2 separate regions of the Homo sapiens genome follow, and region 2 is linked to region 1. Evidence: chromatin loops called from intact Hi-C (ENCODE). Cell type or tissue: PC-3. All regions are shown on one strand. Links, peaks and the distances in the headings refer to the core of each region. The heading gives the core; the rest is flanking DNA.

The links. Hi-C counts contacts between places; a loop is a spot of excess contacts. Peaks named below come from ENCODE experiments on the same cell type or tissue, not always from the same donor. Only the 100,000 strongest peaks of a DNase experiment are listed, where the experiment ranks them.
Region 2: a loop joins it to region 1, with 8 times the contacts of the local background. A loop is called at or near these places in 4 of 110 quality-filtered maps.

Annotation. Positions count from the first base shown.
Region 1 is chrX:24,728,119-24,736,673 of GRCh38, reverse strand. It overlaps POLA1 (DNA polymerase alpha 1, catalytic subunit), which reads right to left. Exons shown (of 37, transcript NM_001330360.2): 16 at 4,220-4,304; 17 at 2,858-2,919; 18 at 1,186-1,275. Among named protein-coding and RNA genes, the nearest start is that of POLA1, 38 kb to the right of the region's middle. In PC-3, for the core only: no CTCF peak of the experiment used is centred there; no DNase peak of the experiment used is centred there; H3K27ac peaks cover 542 bases.
Region 2 is chrX:24,510,331-24,518,885 of GRCh38, reverse strand. The region is part of intron 5 of PDK3 (pyruvate dehydrogenase kinase 3); the gene reads right to left. It also overlaps the pseudogene SNRPEP9. Among named protein-coding and RNA genes, the nearest start is that of PDK3, 49 kb to the right of the region's middle. RefSeq lists an enhancer at 5,426-5,545. In PC-3, for the core only: a CTCF peak has its summit at 3,254; no DNase peak of the experiment used is centred there.

The sequences.
Region 1 (8,555 bases), core at 215-8,214:
TTTATATGTATTTTACCACTAGATATTTATAGCAGTTTTGCTTATTAAATTAGAAGACCCAAAGGCCTTGAGGAAGTCTCACTTACAAATTATAATACCTAGAATCAGGGACCCATATTCATGTCAGAATTCCATCTTACATCTAGATTTCTCACGCATAGACTTGGCTCTAACACCTGAAGCCAGGCCAGGTTTCCCAGGCTTCATGGCATCTCCTTGGGGTCCAAGAAACTGTTGTTATTGGAGGCTGACTGAGGGCCTGGTGCTGAGACAGAATGTCACAGTCCAACACTGTGGACAGAATCTTTTTGGAACTTTAAAGATAGGTCTTGAAATATCATAAGGGAAGTGGGTGCAGAGATATCGCTTCCTATCCACAGGAACTCAGGATGCTAGCTATACAGTTGCCAGATAAGGTATCCAAGAGTAAAAATGAATGTAGGGAAGAATACGGCAAACACTTTTGCAAGACTTTAATGTACCCAAATTACCCATATCACATCCAAAATATAGGCATTTATAGCCTACATTCCTCTGAAAAAACAAAAACAATATGATTGATCCATTAACCTAGAAAAAAGACAAATGAAGGAATTCCATATTCTACAAACTAGAAAGGCCAGAGGATATATAAAACAAAATGTTGCCTTATGACTCTCAGGAATTGGGGCAAAAAATAGCTCAATGAATTATTAGCTCAAGCTATCTAGTGGGGATATACTGGATCGTCAAGAGAAAAATCAATTCCGAGCCCTGAGTTTTCAAAGGAATATGTCATAGAGATCCACTGAACTCATAAAATTAAAATACTTAGTTTTGTGATTTGCACCAAACCAAGGGAATTAATAAACTCCTGTGACCACTATACAACTACTAAGTCAATATTTTGGCGATAACTCCATTTGTACATGTTTACTTATTTATGTGCTGGTCTCTAAGCATAAATAGCCAGACAATCCTTAACTTCAACACTAAGTCATAGGTTGCTTTTATACTAGAGAAAAAAAAAAACTATCTTGCAGTGGGCTTGCTATTTTTTTCTCCTATTAGCAGCAATTCCCACCAGTCCACAGGATCATTTTACTCTGAAAAGATTATTTGCTGCTCAAAAGCACCAATAAAGTCACACTGAAAAGAACTAAGAAATGAAGAGCTTCCCCACAACATGATCAAACATCTACTCACCACAATGATATCAGGATCAATTTTGTGAACTTTTGCAAGGAAAAAACCTAGCAGTGTTCTTTCTGTTGCAGCAACCTCAACCTTCACATTCTGTTAGATAAAAACACACCAGTCACTGACGACTCTTTACTGTCCGCAAGTACTGTATCTTGGCTTCTTGTTCAACTATGGTAAGATTTCTTAGGGTTAAAAGAAACCATCCATTTCAAAACTAAATGTAGCAATGAAATTCCTGATTGTAGGTTTCATAGTAATAATTTCAAAGTCTCTGAGGAGCTCATTCTAGTAATAAGCATGTGAATAAAGCAAAATATTTTAAGTGCTGAGCAACATAAAATATAGAAATGTCCCTCCACAGGGACATGCTTGTGCATCTGGACACATTTAGAGCATATGAATCAGAGTACCTATCAAAAACATTACTTTCCTATATAATCCCTGGTAGACTTCACTGTTTATGTATTTACTGGGCAAAGAAATCCCAAGGATTGTATAAAATAATCCCAAATGGTAAGATGAGAACTGATAAATAAGAAACTAGACTAAAAACAAACATATTTAAGAATTATAAGTGGCTGGGCGCAGTGGCTCACACCTGTAATCCCAGCACTTTGGGAGGCTGAGGCGGGTGAATCACTTGAGGTCAGGAGCTTGAGACCATCCTGGTCAATATGGTGAAACCCTGTCTCTACTAAAAATACAAAAATTAGCTGGGCGTGGTGCCACGAGCCTGTAATCCCAGATACTCAGGAGGCTGAGGCACGAGAATCCCTTGAACTAGGGAGTGGAGGCTGCAGTGAGCCAATATCACGCCAATGCACTCCAGCCTGGGCAACAAAGCGGGACTCCGTCTCAAAAAAAAAGTCGGTTTGACTCTAATGGAATTTTCCTAGGTCATTTTACCTGGTTAGGTAATTCACGGCACTTCACAAATAATAGCCTAATCTAACAGTACCTCCCAACTACTGGACTTCTCAAGCCAATTAAATAAAATAAGTAGAACCTGACAAGGTTGCTTACTTTTGTCAGATGAAGACATTAAAAAACAAAACAAACCTAAAAACGTATCAATATCATCACTTCGTAAAAGAAACAACATACAATCCATAAAAGAAAATTCTTTTAATTGAATACATTTACCTTTGTGAAAAATTCACTACATTATACTACTTCCCACTCCTCCCCATTTTATTAAGGACCCATGAAAACTTCTTCATGGAGCACGCTGGAATTTAGAGATCACTGATCCATTTTGGCCAACCCCATGTCAACTTTGTCAATACATGGCTCTTTAACGTCCACAGTATTCCCAACTTCATTTAGCTTCCCTCAAGCTGGGGAGGGACTCTACCCAACACCTTCCCAAAACAGGAATCATATGATCATGCATTTTAGAGAAGCTTCTAATTAAGCTATTGGAGGGGGGTTTGAGCCTATCCAACCACCAATACAGTACAGAATCCCATTATTTTCAGGTAGTAAAACATTTAAACATTGTTAAATAATGCTTCTAGGTGTATGTCTAATACATTTTAATGGGTCGATGTCATAGTCCAATCTGGCAGGAATGAATCTAATAAAATATAAAACACCTTTTTTCTACTAGTCCATACCACCCCCCTTTTCTTTCTCGCTCCAAACAAACAGGTGCTTCATATAATGAGCACTTTACCTTTTTCTCAATGACTTCTTTGAAAGCATATGGAAAAATACAGTCCTTTGGTTTAGACACAACTGTAAAAAGGAAAAAAAATAAAGATTCCAACACCCATCTTAGTCTAATTTCAGGTAATCATATAGTACATGTTTCCAAACGAAACTGTCTTAAATATATTCCCCCCAACCCTAAAGAATTAGGAGGGTCATCAAATACTTCCACTGGTCATGTTGATGACCTCAAAAGAATGGTCAAGCACAGAACCCTAAGTCCCTGCAGTTGTTAAAACTGCTTTGATGAAACATTTGCTATCTATCCACTGAAGCCAGAATGGAAGATTTTAGCAGTCTTCCTCAAAGGAAATCCCACCACCACCAATGCCGCAAGCAACATACAGCGGAGAAACTCAGTTCAGCCTTCTGAAAAGGTAAAATTGACCAAAGCTTCCCCTATTACACACTGTAAGTTCCTTACCATACACAACAGCTGTTCACATAGTGACGTACATAGAGGAAGTGAATAAATGCGTGTTGAAATGAACTCATGATTGCTCTCTTCTACATATTTTCCAGGCTATTCTCATCACCATTTTGTTCCATGTGTTCCACCCACTTAAGGGGGAAAACTTCACAACAATCATATCTCATACTCCCTTCTCTGCATGTTTTAGTCCTACTTTCCTAACACCCAAGAAAACCAGACGAGAGGCTCGCCAAGTTAATCTCTGCTTCTGGGCTGAAAAAGATCCCAGGAAATATAATAGGTCAATGGTATTATTCCCTTTTTTAAAAAACAGCAAAATGCTTAGGTAACTGGCCAAGCTCTCAACATGGAATATATCAGAATCCTCCTTGGAGACTGACTCATAAAACACATATGCAGAACTTGGTGGAATTGTTTCATCCATTGAATTTTATGCATAGCACAACCCAACTCCAATTCTTATTACTATAACTCCTCCCAAATAGGTAAATATTTATTCCTTGGCATCTTGCCTCATCACACAGAAAACTTTGATCAAGCTTCTATGATAGGCTATTAGAATGACATCAGAAAATAAAGTCTAATTTTGACCCAGGAAAAAACTACTCAACCTCAGTAGAGCAACCATTGAAACAAAAAAAAGATGTCAAATAGACTCCAGACTTCTCCTAGAAAAAAAAAAATGAACCAGCTGAATAGGAGGCAACCAACCCAATAAAACTTAGTTTCCATGGCAAAAAAAAAAAAAACAAAAAAAAACAAAACCCTCTTTAACAATATGCACTATTCTTGAAAACAATTTTTGAAAAACAAGTTACTGATCCAATAGCTGGAGAAAAAATAAGGAAATTCAAATCAAGCTGTTAGTAAGCCAGCTTAAAAAAAAATACATACCACAGAAGTGTGACTGAAAGGGAGGCTTTGGGGCTGCTTTATCCAATGCAAAACTGTGATGGACCAAAGCTGCCATAGCAATAATCTGCAAAGAAAGGAGGAAAAAACCCACTTACCAGACCGCTACTATACATTCTGCATTCTCACCAAAATCACCAAGAATATTTAAAGATACACATTTAAACACATATGAAAAGTTTGGCCAGGCGTGGTGGCTCATGCCTGTAATTCCAGCACTCTGAGAGGCTGAGGCGGGTGGACCACTTGAGGTCAGGAGTTCGAGACGAGCCTGGCCAACATGGTAAAACCCCGTCTCTACTAAAAATACAGTACTTAGCTGGGCATGGTGGCGTGCACCTGTAATCCCAGCTACTCGGGAGACTGAGGCAGGAGAATCACTTGAACCCAAGAGGCAGAGGTTGTAGTGAACTGAGATCGCACCACTGCGCTCCAGCATGGGTGACAGAGTGAGACTCTGTCTCGAAAAATAATAAATACTTTAAACTTTTTATTATAAAAATATGTAAACACATTAAAAATAGACAAAATAAAATTAACTCCTGTATAGCCATCATCCAGTTTCAATTATCAACTCATCTATAACCCTACCTACTTCCTTCCTCTCTCTAGATTATTTTGAAGCAAAACCCAAACCCATCATTTTATCTGGGAAGATTTCAGCATCAATCTCTAAAACTGGGTTTCTCAATCATGGAGCTATTAACACCTTGGGCCAAATAATTCTTTGTTGTGGGGGCTGTCCTGTGCTCTGTATGATGTTAGCAGCATCCCCAGCATCTCCCTACTAGTTGCCAGTATTACCATTCCCAGACCCCCTGAGTTGTGACAACCAAAAATGTCTCCAGACATTGTTAAATGTCCCCTTAGAGGCAAAATCTCACCCAGCTGACAACCACCACCACTCTGAAAGATAAGAAGTTTGAAAAATATAATCACAATACAATTATCTCACCTAATACAATTACATGAATAGTAATTTCTTAAAATCATTAATTATCCAGGCAGAATTTAAATTTTCATATTTTCCAATTATCTCAATTTTATTTACCACACAAGGACCATACTTTGTAATGGCTGATATGTAAAACTACAGGTACAACCCTATCCCATCTGTCATTCCCCTATAATTTACTTGCTAAAGAAACTAGGCTGTTTGTCCTAGAGAGTGCCCCATAGTATGGATTCTACTACTTGTGTCCCAACAGTGTCACTTAACTTGTTTTTCTGTCTCCATACTGTCTATAAATTCATAGTTAGGTCTAAAAGCTTGATCAAAATCAGGTTCAATTCTGGGGCAAGAATACTTTAGAGGCGCTGATTACTTCTATCCAAAGGCACAGGCACATAATGTCTGCTCATCTCTACCTTAGAGATATAAGTACCCACTGGTGATCACTTCCTAGATCCATTATTTCACCGGCAATTACAAAGTGGTACTATTCCATTTATCTTTCATTTATTAGCTGGAAACCGTCTATGAAGAGAAACTTCCCCTCATCAATTATTTGGTTGCCTGAGGTATAGCATGTGTTCAGAAAAGTCAAAAACCTTCATTCAATCCCTTTATCAGTTTTCAAAATAATGAGTTGGTTCCCCAGCTTCCTTCAGAAGTGATCGATGTGGTGTCATTGCAGACAATATCATTATGAACTCATGGATCTGATGTGTTGCAATCTGTTCAACTTATTCTTACCCTCACATTGTCCCATCTTTGTTCAGTAGAAGACTCTTCAAGTTGATTCCTGAGTCCTTTTGACATATCTTCAGTAGATTTTAATACTGTCGTTGCTTTCTGGTATAATAAGATGTTCCAGACTTATCCTGGACATTTCCTTCCCTGAATCTGCCATTACTCCAGAGCGCCCAATTTCCTTTTATTAGAAAATGGGGTTGGGCATGGTAGCTCACGCCTGTAATCCCAGCACTTTGGGAGGCCAAGGTGGGCGGATCACTTAAGGTCAGGAGTTTGGGACTAGCCTGGCCAACATGGGGAAACTCCGTCTCTACTAAAAATATAAAAATTAGCTGGGCATGTGGTGACGCACACCTGTAATTCCAGTTACTCAGGAGGCTGAGGCAGGAGAATCACTTGAACCCGGGAGACAGAGGTTGCAGTGAGCGGAGATCGCATCACTGTACTCCACTCCAGCCTAGGCAACAGAGCAAGACTCCATCTCAAAAAAAGAAAAAAAAAGAAAAGAAAATGGAATGTGGAAACCTCATTCTGGACACTAGAGGTGGATACTTTCTTAAAATTTTAACTACTAATTAAACTTCTCCCAAACACTTAACTATGAACTATGGCCATCTACAGTATTAACTATTATTAAAAGATCACGCCGGGTGCAGTGGCTCACGCCTGTAATTCCAGCACTTTGGGAGGCTGGGGTGGGCAGATCACTTGAGGTCAGGGGTTCAAGACCAGCCTGGGCAACATGGTGAAACCCCGCCTCTGCTAAAAATTAACCATGTGTAGTGGCCCGCACCTGTAATCCCAGTTACTCGGGAGGCTGAGGCAGGAGAATCACTGGAACCTGGGAGGCAGAGGCCACAGTAAGCTGAGACTATGTCACTGCACTCTAGCCTGGGCAACAGAGTAAGACTCTGTCTCAAAAAAAAGAAAGAAAAAAAGATCAAAACACATACTAAAAAAAAAAATCAGAAAATACTGAAAACACTGACAAAATGCTGTTAAAAAAGATCCCTATCAATGTCAAAAGGACTTAGGAAGTTAAAACATAACAACAAAAATAAATAAATAAATAAAGCATCAGTCACGACTGCATGTAATATAGGTCCCAACTTCCTACTAGGACAACTGGCAATTAAAGAGAAGGAAGTAAGCATTTATCCTGTCTTTCCTGTGTAAACCATTATGGCATAACCAAATAATACTGGCTAAAGAAAAAAATTTAATTTTATAGAAAAATTTAAAAACCATGGACAGAATTTTTAAAAAATCACCATTTTACGACTTCTAATGAAATTAACTAATTCCGGCAAAAATGACTAATAAATGAAGCCATTAGCTCAGTGGTTCTCAACTGGGGGTAATTTTATACACACATACACATCCCCTGACCCGGGGACATCTGATGATGTGTTTGTAGGCATTTTTTGGTTGTCACAACTAGAGGGGACGGATGCTACTGGCATCTAGAAAGTAAAGACCAGGGATGCTGTTAAACATCCTACAATGCCCAGGACAGTACCCCACAAAAGCATTATCCGGCCCAAAATACCTGTAGTGTCAAAGTTAAAAAACCTTAGATGAAAAACTGATGGAGAATTACAATAGTTATCATTCATTCAACTGCTAATCAGACACAGACTCACTAATAGCAGGTTATTTTTTTCCACTGATCCCAGCCTTTGTCAACTAATAGCAGCTTAACCAGACATTGTGTCTTCTGATATGATGCAATATGAAGTACACTGCATCACCTATAAAGCATTTTGGCTAAAAAAGTTGAACCTGAATCTAATTTGATCCTTTAGAGCTCACTTATAGTATGCGGAAATATGAAGGATAAGGCAGGGTCAGCACACTTTTTCTTTCAAGAGCCAGACAGTAAATATTTTAGGCTTTGCAGGCCTAAATATGGTCACCGTTACTACTCAATTCTGCTGTCATAGTGCAAAAGCAGCTGTAAACATGCTGTCTTCCAGTGAAATTTGACTTGCACAAATAGGTAGCAGGCTGGATTTGGCTCACAGACAATTGATTGCCTGCCAACCCCTGGTATAGAGGAAAAGTCCAATGACACCACAACAAAGCAAATAAATAGAGAAAACGGGATATTCTACAAGACAACCAACAATGATTCTTTAATTATTCAATGTCATTAAAAAAACTGGAGAGTAGGAGTGAGTTCTTCCTGTTTAAAAGAGATTCAAGAGGCACATAGATTAAATACCATCTGCGAATCTTGTGTGAATCCTGATTCAAACAAACTGAGTTTTAAAAGGCATCTTGAGAGACAGAGTCATGTAAGTATGGACTGGGTATTTTAGATTATACCAAGGAGTCACTGTTAATGTTATTAGGTGTGCTAATGGTATTATATAAGAAATACCACATTTTGAGAGAAGCATACCAAGGTTCACAGGGAAAATGACACAATGTCTGAGACTAGCTTTAAAATACTTCAAGAAGAAAAAAAGGAGGGAAATAAACAAGTGTAACAAAATCTTGCTAACTGCTGAATATGAGTGATTGGTATGGGGAGTTCATTTTATTATTCTGTCTGTGTCCATTTGAAGCTCTCCTAAGTAAAAAATTTAATAGACAAAAATAAAAATAAGTTCAGCAATT
Region 2 (8,555 bases), core at 225-8,224, 220 kb after region 1:
CAAGCGTGTGTGTGTGTGTGTGTGTGTGTGTGTGTGTGTGTGTGTGTGCACATGTGCATGTATATATCTATAGGTACATAAGATAAACTGTCTAAACGGATGGATGTAGAATTAATCAACTACAACCTTTTACAAAATACCCTTTTGTGGCTTTAATAGAATTACCATGACTAATGCAAAATTTCTCTTTTCTATTTTTTCCAAGACAGCGTCTCACTCTATCGCCTAGGCTAGAGTACAGTGGTGTGATCATAGCTCATTGCAGCCTCGAACTCCTGGGCTCAAGCAGTCCTCCCGCCTCAGCCTTCCAAGTAGCTGGCCTTACAGGCATATGCCACCATGCCCAGCCAATCTCTCTTTTCTTAAAGGATTTTCTGTTTGTTTGTTCGTTTGTTTGTTTTTTGAGACAGAGTCTCACTCTGTCACCCAGGCTGGAGTGCAGTGGTGTCATCTCGGCTCACTGCAACCTCCGCCTCCCAGGTTCAAGCGATTCTCCTGCCTCAGCCTCCCGAGTAGCTGGGATTACAGGTGTGTGCCACCACGCCCAGCTAATTTTTGTATTTTTAGTAGAGATGAGGTTTCATTATGTTGGCCAGGCTGGTCTCGAACTCCTGACCTCAGGTGATCCACCCTCTTTGGCCTCCCAAAAGTGCTGGGATTACAGGCATGAGCCACCGTGCCTGGCTTTCTTTTCTCAAAGTTTTAATGACCATAACAATGTCAACATACTAGAATACTGGCAATTCAGCTAGCTCTATACCAAACACGTACTTGTTTAACTTATACTATTACCAAAATATATTTTTCATGAAAATTTAGGAACTCAAGACTATACGTTCTAAGCACCATGCAACCTGACTAAATTGTAGCAAAAGAATATTTGTCATGATCTTAAAAATAATAATGCCAACAGTCTTGTGATTTGCCAGAGTTATTTGTAAGTGAAACCTCAGTAAGTATTTGCTGAATGAATAGATTTCCATGAGCCACACAATTTAAGTTACTGGAGATGCCACTATCACTTTAAAAGGTCCTTTGAGTTAGTTAAAGGTAACAGGCTGGGGCTGATATTTATCAAAGTCTGAGGAGCAACAGTCCGCTTTTTAAAGGATAAAATAAAAGACATATGGTAAGAAGATAAGAGCCATTACAGAAACAGCCGGAAGACAGAATTCAGGAGATTCAAAGATGGGGAGCAGATTCAGAAAGCAAAGGTGCATTACAAGACATTGGACATTGCATATATGCCTTTTCTCTCGAACTGTAAACAATCTGAAGTCAGCGTTTGTGTCTTAACACTTGTTTCATAACTTGCATAGAACTTCGTATAGTGCCTGTGTAGATGGTCAACAAACAGTCCTTGAGCCGGGTGCAGTGGCTCACGCCTGTAAACCCAGGACTTTGGGAGGCCGAGGTGGGCTGATCACTTGAGGCCAGGAGTTCAAGACCAGCCAGGCCAACATGGTGAAACTCCATCTCTACTAAAAATACAAAAATTAGCCAGGCATGGTGGTGAGCGTCTGTAATCCCAGCTAGTTGGGAGGCTGAGGCAGGAGAATTGCTTGAACCCAGGAGGTGGAGGTTGCAGTGAGCCGAGATCGTGCCACTGCACTCCAGCCTGGGGGACAGAGTGAGACTCCATCTCAAAAAACAAAAACAAAAACAAACAAACAAAAAACAACCTTAGTTTGATAAATTTTAAACCTTTTGGTAATTTACTTTTTAAAAATCTTTATTGGAGATAATTCTTATGCCATACAATTCACTCATTGAAAGTAAAGTGTACACACAGCTGGGCACAGTGGCTCACACCTGTAATCCCAGCACTTTGGGAGGCCGAGGCAGGGGGATCACTTGAGGTCAGGAGTTCAAGACCAGCCTAGCCAACATGGTGACACCCCTTCTCTACTAAAAATACAAAAATTAGCCAGGCATGGTGGCGGGTGCCTGTAGTCCCAGCTACTTGGGAGGTTGAGGCAGGAGAATCGCTTGGACCCAGGAGGCAGAGGTTGCAGTGAGCTGAGATCACACCACTGCACTCCAGCCTGGGCAAAAGAGCAAGACTCCATCTCAAAAAAAAAAAAAAAGTACATACAACTCAGTGGTTTTTAGTATATAGTCAGAGCTGTGCATTAATCACTATAATCAAGTTTACATATTCATCACTACAAAAAGAAGTTCCGAACCCATTAGCAGTTACTCCCCTCCACCCAGCCCTAGGCAACCATGGATCTACTTTATCTCTATAGATTTGCTATTCTGGACTTTTTACATAAACGGAATAATATGCGGTCTTCTGTGACTGGCTTCTTTCACCAGCATGTTTTCAAGCATCATCTACATCACAGCATGTATCAGGATCTCATTTCTTTTTATTGCTATATCACATTCCATTGTACAAGTATACCATATTTTCTTTATCCGTTCATCAGCTGGTAGACATCTGGGTTGTTTCCACTTTTTGGCTATTATGAATAGTGCTGCTATGAACCTTTATGTCCAAATGTTTGTGTGAACATATGCCTTCATTTATCTTGGGTATATACCTAGGAGTAGAAAACTGCTGCTTCGTGGGCGCATTTGGAATGTTCTCAACAGGATTATCAGCTCTTTGAAGACAGGCTCTTATTTCCTTTATATTCCCCACATCAATACCGTGCAAAGTAAATACTGTGCTTGTTTAATATTCAAGAGGTGAGAGAAAGAAGGAAGGAAGCAAAGGGGGAAAAGTAAGCCCTACAGAATGTTAATGTTAAAAATTGACATTATTAACCTAAAATAATACAAAGATAAGATTAGGGTATGTTCAGACTATAAATTTTAGTTCATTGACTTCATATTGCTACCAAATTAATTATCTATTATTTGACCTCAGAGTAAGAATTCTGATTCCTTTACTAAACTTTTAGAATTAAATCTCTATAAAGAACCAAAGATAGAGACATTAAAATAACTCAGACAAGGTGAAATAATGAGGGACAGCAAAAAGGAAACAGCAGTAAGAGGAGAAAAAAAATGTTTAAAAGAGTTGATCAGTATGAAAATAGACACTTAAGTAGGATTGAACTTCAATCCTGAAAAAAAAGTTAAAAATTTTGAATTGTACTAAATTTACAAGTGTTTTCCTAGGCTATAATAAACCTTATCAAATATCTGTAAAGTACTTTTGTCAAAAGAAGAGAAATCAAGACTCACTCCTCTTGCTTAGCCTATGCCGCCAAACAATGCTACATCTCCACCTAGTGACGTGAAAGCACAAAGCTGAACACAAACTTCCAAGATCACAAGCACTGAAACCTAAAAACGATCATTCATTATCGATACACAAAGCCAACACATCTTCACAAAACAACTCCTCCAGGTATGTAATAAAGATGTTTAAACAGTGCTCTTCCATTCACTACAAAACAAAAATAACCTAAACCCACTAAATGTGCTAATTCCTCATGGAATTCGCTTGCCCAGTAGCATGATTATGACAGCGTTGTTAAGAAAATGTGCTACACAAATTTAACATGTGAAAGACCAAGCCTAGACAGAAGCAGCCAACTCGAAACACAAAGACCCAGTACAGCTCCTAAAACCACGTGCGAATAAGAATTTTTAAAGCATCACTACAACTTACAGTGTATCAACGTTATAATTAAGAATTGCATGATGATCCTTGAAGAACTCAAGTCATCACAATGTAGACTCACATACACCAGCTAGCCAAAAGTATTTTGAGGGCATTAATGGTATTACATATATACTATGCATCTTTGTAAATTCCTTGGACACAATGCATGTTGCAATGCCTTGGACACAATACACACTTAGCATTTGTTAAATGGAACGATCCTCTGACCCATGATTAAGTTCTCAACATGCAGTAAATTACACTGACGGGAGGTGTTCCTTTTGGTGAGACTGGGAACTAGAGGCCTAGACTCATTCCCCAATCTAGCTGTGTGTGGGATTCGTTACCAAATTTAAAAGAAAGAGTACAGATTATGAAAGGAACCCCTGGAAATTCCGAGGCAGTAGCTCTATGTTGAGGCCTGAGAGTCCACATTCTTAAAACTTAGCAGGTAATTCGGAAGAGAAGCTAGGCCACTTCCCTGGAAAATCAAGTCTGAGTCACGCTAATTCTGCCACTCATCTCTCCCAGGATATGAATGATTATGAGGTTCTGGGGTAACAGCACTTATATACTCAAACAGGACATTTCTGTTTAAGTAAAATAATTTAACATAAAAATGAAAAAGCTTTAAAAAATCGCCATCAAAACCAAAATTCAACTCATGGCTTGTAATTTACATTTAGAGTAAAATGCAAATTCTACTTATAATAAGCTTTCTAATCAAACTTTTCTATTTTTTAAATTAGAAATCAAAATTTCAAAAAAGATAACTGCCAAATTACTTTTATGTGCATACTGGGGCCAATATTTACCATCAATCTTTAGAAGAAAATATTAGAGAATTATTATTGCCACTGAATATAAGTGACATGCCTTCTTTTAGGAATCTGTTTTCAAGGGTTTTAAGGTACTGATTATAAAGTAATTAACAAAACTGCAGGTGTGGCTCATACATACTTCCCCAGGTTAAAATATCTAAACTGTAAATGCATTAGACTAAAATTTTAAAAGGCTGAGAACAGGGTGAAGGTTCACACAGCAATCAGCCCAACAGAACCAAACTAGCCATGAATCCGTTTTAAGAAATAGCACACAGGAAAATTGAACAGATAATGGAGGTTGTTTCATCAGATTTTCCTATTCAAAATTCACCACAGAACTCTGCTATCAAATATTAGCCTCTATCTTGAATGCATGCAATCATTTGAGACAAAAAATATGAGAGGCTGGACTAGGATGAATTTGAGTGAGTGCTGAAAAAATTAAAAGGAAGGTGCCAAGGTCCCTAACTTTGAGTCTAACAGAATACAGAAAATCATAAAGCTGAAGTTTAAGAAGCCAGTGTCACAAAAAGGTAAATGTAAATGACCAGAAAACATTAGAAAAGTGCTGATGGGCTGTTTTTAATTGTTTTTATTTTATTTTTTAATAAAAACAATCCCACAGCATTTACTGTCATCTGGTAATAATATATACAGATAATGGAAACAATCTGAACAGGCATTTTAGAACTATACTCCCAACAAATGACACCTAAAAAAACAAGTTCTCAATAGTGTCTCACTTCCTTGATCATTTCTGGTTAGAGACATTTTGTGGCAGAATATGATCTCCTTTAGCACGATCTGGCCCAGGGGTTTTCTTGGCTTTGTTTCACAATGAATCGCTTCTGCATCATCTGATATGAGGTTCACAGACTCGTCAAAACCAATGACACGGCCCTCTATCAGCATATTCACTTGCTCATAGAGCCATACCTGAATCCGAGATCTATTTTGCAAGTATCTGAAGATGAAGGTAAGGTTGATGGGCTATATTCACCTTCTGCACTTTTTGGCCCTGGCCACAGTGCACCATGGTAGAACCCACAGAGACAACACTGGCCCGCACCCCACCTTCTGGAATTGATATGCTGCCTTTTAGGAACCCTTTCAAGTCTCAAAGCAATTCTAATAAGGCATGTCTATCATCATCCTTCCTACCCCAAACCCATCCCAAGTGGGATCCAATGGAGATTTTTTAAAGGAGTAGGCCCCCACACCTCACGCTCCAAACCACAGCAGACTGGGCAAGTGGGAGTGGGAGCAGAATATCCAATCTCCAGATTGATCAGAATCCTAAAACTTGTGATCGTAGGGGGAAAGAAAAAAAAAGATAAGCTGAGTTAATTAAATTCATCTTTTGGGAATTCAGAATCAAGATCGTGGGCAAAAAAAGATAAGCTGAGTTAATTAAATGCATCTTTTGAGAATTTAGGATCAAGACAGTTGGGGTGATCAGGCAGGGCAGAAGCCAAAATGGTACACTGAAAATTATCATGATCTGTGAAGGACTAGAGTGCCCAACAAGCTGCCACTGAGTCGTCCAGTACACAGACAAAAACAGGTAAAGGAGCAGGCACAGAGAAAGGCGGAAAGGCCATGACTTGGCAACTCCAGCTGCAAAGACACACAGAAAACAACCTTGTTTTCTGTTTCCTAATTCCAATTTCTTTTTTTTTTCTGATGGAGTCTCACTCTGTCACCAAGGCTGGAGTGCAGTGGTGCAATCTCAGCTCACTGCAGCCTCTGCCTCCCATGTTGAAGCGATTCTCCTGTCTCAGCCTCCCGAGTTGCTGGGATCACAGGCACACGCCATCACACCTGGCTGATTTTTGCATTTTTAGCAGAGATGGGGTTTCACCATGTTGGCCAGGCTGATAATTCCAATTTCTATAGCTCCAACTATAAAGTGCTTCCTGTCCTTGGATTATCATGGGACCTACCAGGTTCTTTTGATAAATCTTTCTTGAGCTAGCGTGAGTGGGTCTCTGTTACTTGTAACCTGAAGAGCCCAAAGTGAGAGCACAAGACATTATTTCTGAACCAGAATAATGCCACGCGCTCTGAGGATACCACTTGTGTGCTATTATATTAAGCAGTAATAGCATGTAAGAACAACACAGGCAACTTAGCATCGCTGTGAGAATCGATTTTTACACCAAGTATTTAAGTTTATACTTTCAAAATGATCTTACAGCAGGATTTTCCATTTTATTTCCTAGCTTCTTACAAAGAAAGGAGGGAAAAGGGTCACAGTGGAAGGCACCTCCCAAAGGATAATAGGACCTGCTTTACAACACTAATTCTAGCATTCACTACCTGGGGTCTATAATTTGTAGATGTGTAAAGGTAGATACTAAGGTGCTAAATAAGCAGCAAGGAGGCATGTTTCAGTGTTCTGCACATTCAATTAATGCTACACAAGATGCACCCCACTTTTATATGTTGATACAACTGTCTAGTCAAAAATAAAAATATTGTCTCTACTCTTCTACATGGGAGTTTTCTGTAATCTGTCTCAAGAGATCTAAGGATGGGAGTGGGCTTAACACTTGTTTTGTTGTTGTTGTTTGTGTGGTTTTTTTTTTTTTTTTGAGATGGAGCTTCACTCTTGTTGCCCAGGCTGGAGTGTAATGGCGCAATCTCAGCTCACTGCAACCTCCGTCTCCTGGGTTCAAGCGATTCTCCTGCCTCAGCCTCCTGAGTAGCTGGGATTACAGGTGCCTGCCACCATGCCCGTCTAACTTTTGTATTTTTAGTAGAGATGGGGTTTCACCATGTTGGCCAGGCTGGTCTCGAACTCCTGACCTCAGGTGATCCACCCGCCTTGGCCTCCCAAAGTGTTGGGATTACAGGTGTGTGTCACTGCACCTAGCCAACACTTATTAAACCTATAAAACACACATGTGTGCACACAAAGAGGCTCACACACAGACGCCCACACAGGGTCATTTGGGCTGGACATCTGACTATGCTTAAACCATGTAGGATTCTCACAGCTAAGAAAATCATTAGTAGGGCTGTCATTAAAACCTGGAGCCCTTACTCTCGTAACATCCAACTGCTTAAAACAAAAGGAAGGAAATAAAAGATTAGCTATAGAGATTCTGAGTTAGAAGATTAACTAAGAAATCTCAGAGGATAGTGGAAGAAGGTACAAAGCCAGGGTGAAAATACCAACTACTCTAAAAAGAGGAAGGCAACAGTAAGACTTCACTAAGAGTCAAAAGAGGCTGACATCCATTTCTTCCCTTCCTTGGCAACACTTGGCAGGGATTGGTAAGAAGAGCTGGTGAGGCCTGGGCCTCTTGAGACCTTCTGATGGTTGCTCCTGGGGCATTTGGGGATGGAGACTCCAGTGCCTTTTAGCTAGAAGACACAGAAGAAATTTCAGGCCTTTCAACCTTTGGCGCTCTGTGCCTTCTTTATTCTCTCTCAGTCTTACTTGGAGGTAGAAAGAGCTTCTGCATAAGCATTTGATGCTCAAAAAATTAAGAGGAGGGTCCATAGGAAATGAAGCAGACAGTCGACTGGAGACATCTGCTTTGGTCTACAAGGAAAAGAGAGGCCTGCAGGTTTCCTTCTAGGTTGCCTAGCCCATTTGCCAGGGTAGAAAAAGTAACTGATGTAAGGCCAATCCCCCACTGCAGAATAAAGGTTATGCACACTTGGCTGGAAAGACCATTTAAATATACAGATAATGAGTATCACAGATTAGACACAGGAAGAACTCCAAAATACTGACGCAGACAGCAGGATAGAGGCTTCTACCATGGGGTATCAAATTCAGCCAGGAAGGGTGTGTGTGATGGGCATTAGTGCTGGAGATAGAGAAATTCAAAAATACTATGGATTTCACGGAGACAAAGATTAGACACAATATTTGCAGCTACACACCTATCTATAAATCTGATATGAGTTCAAATGTATAAAACAACGTTCTCACTAAATTATGAAAACAGGTAATTTTTATTCTCTTCTCTCTTTTCCCATATTTTCTAAACTTTCTTCGATGAGCACTTTTATTATTTTGGGAAAATGGCATTAGTCTTCTTAACTATCCCAACTGGGAAAAGGAGTTGGATGATTAACAAAAATGTTGGGTAAAGTGG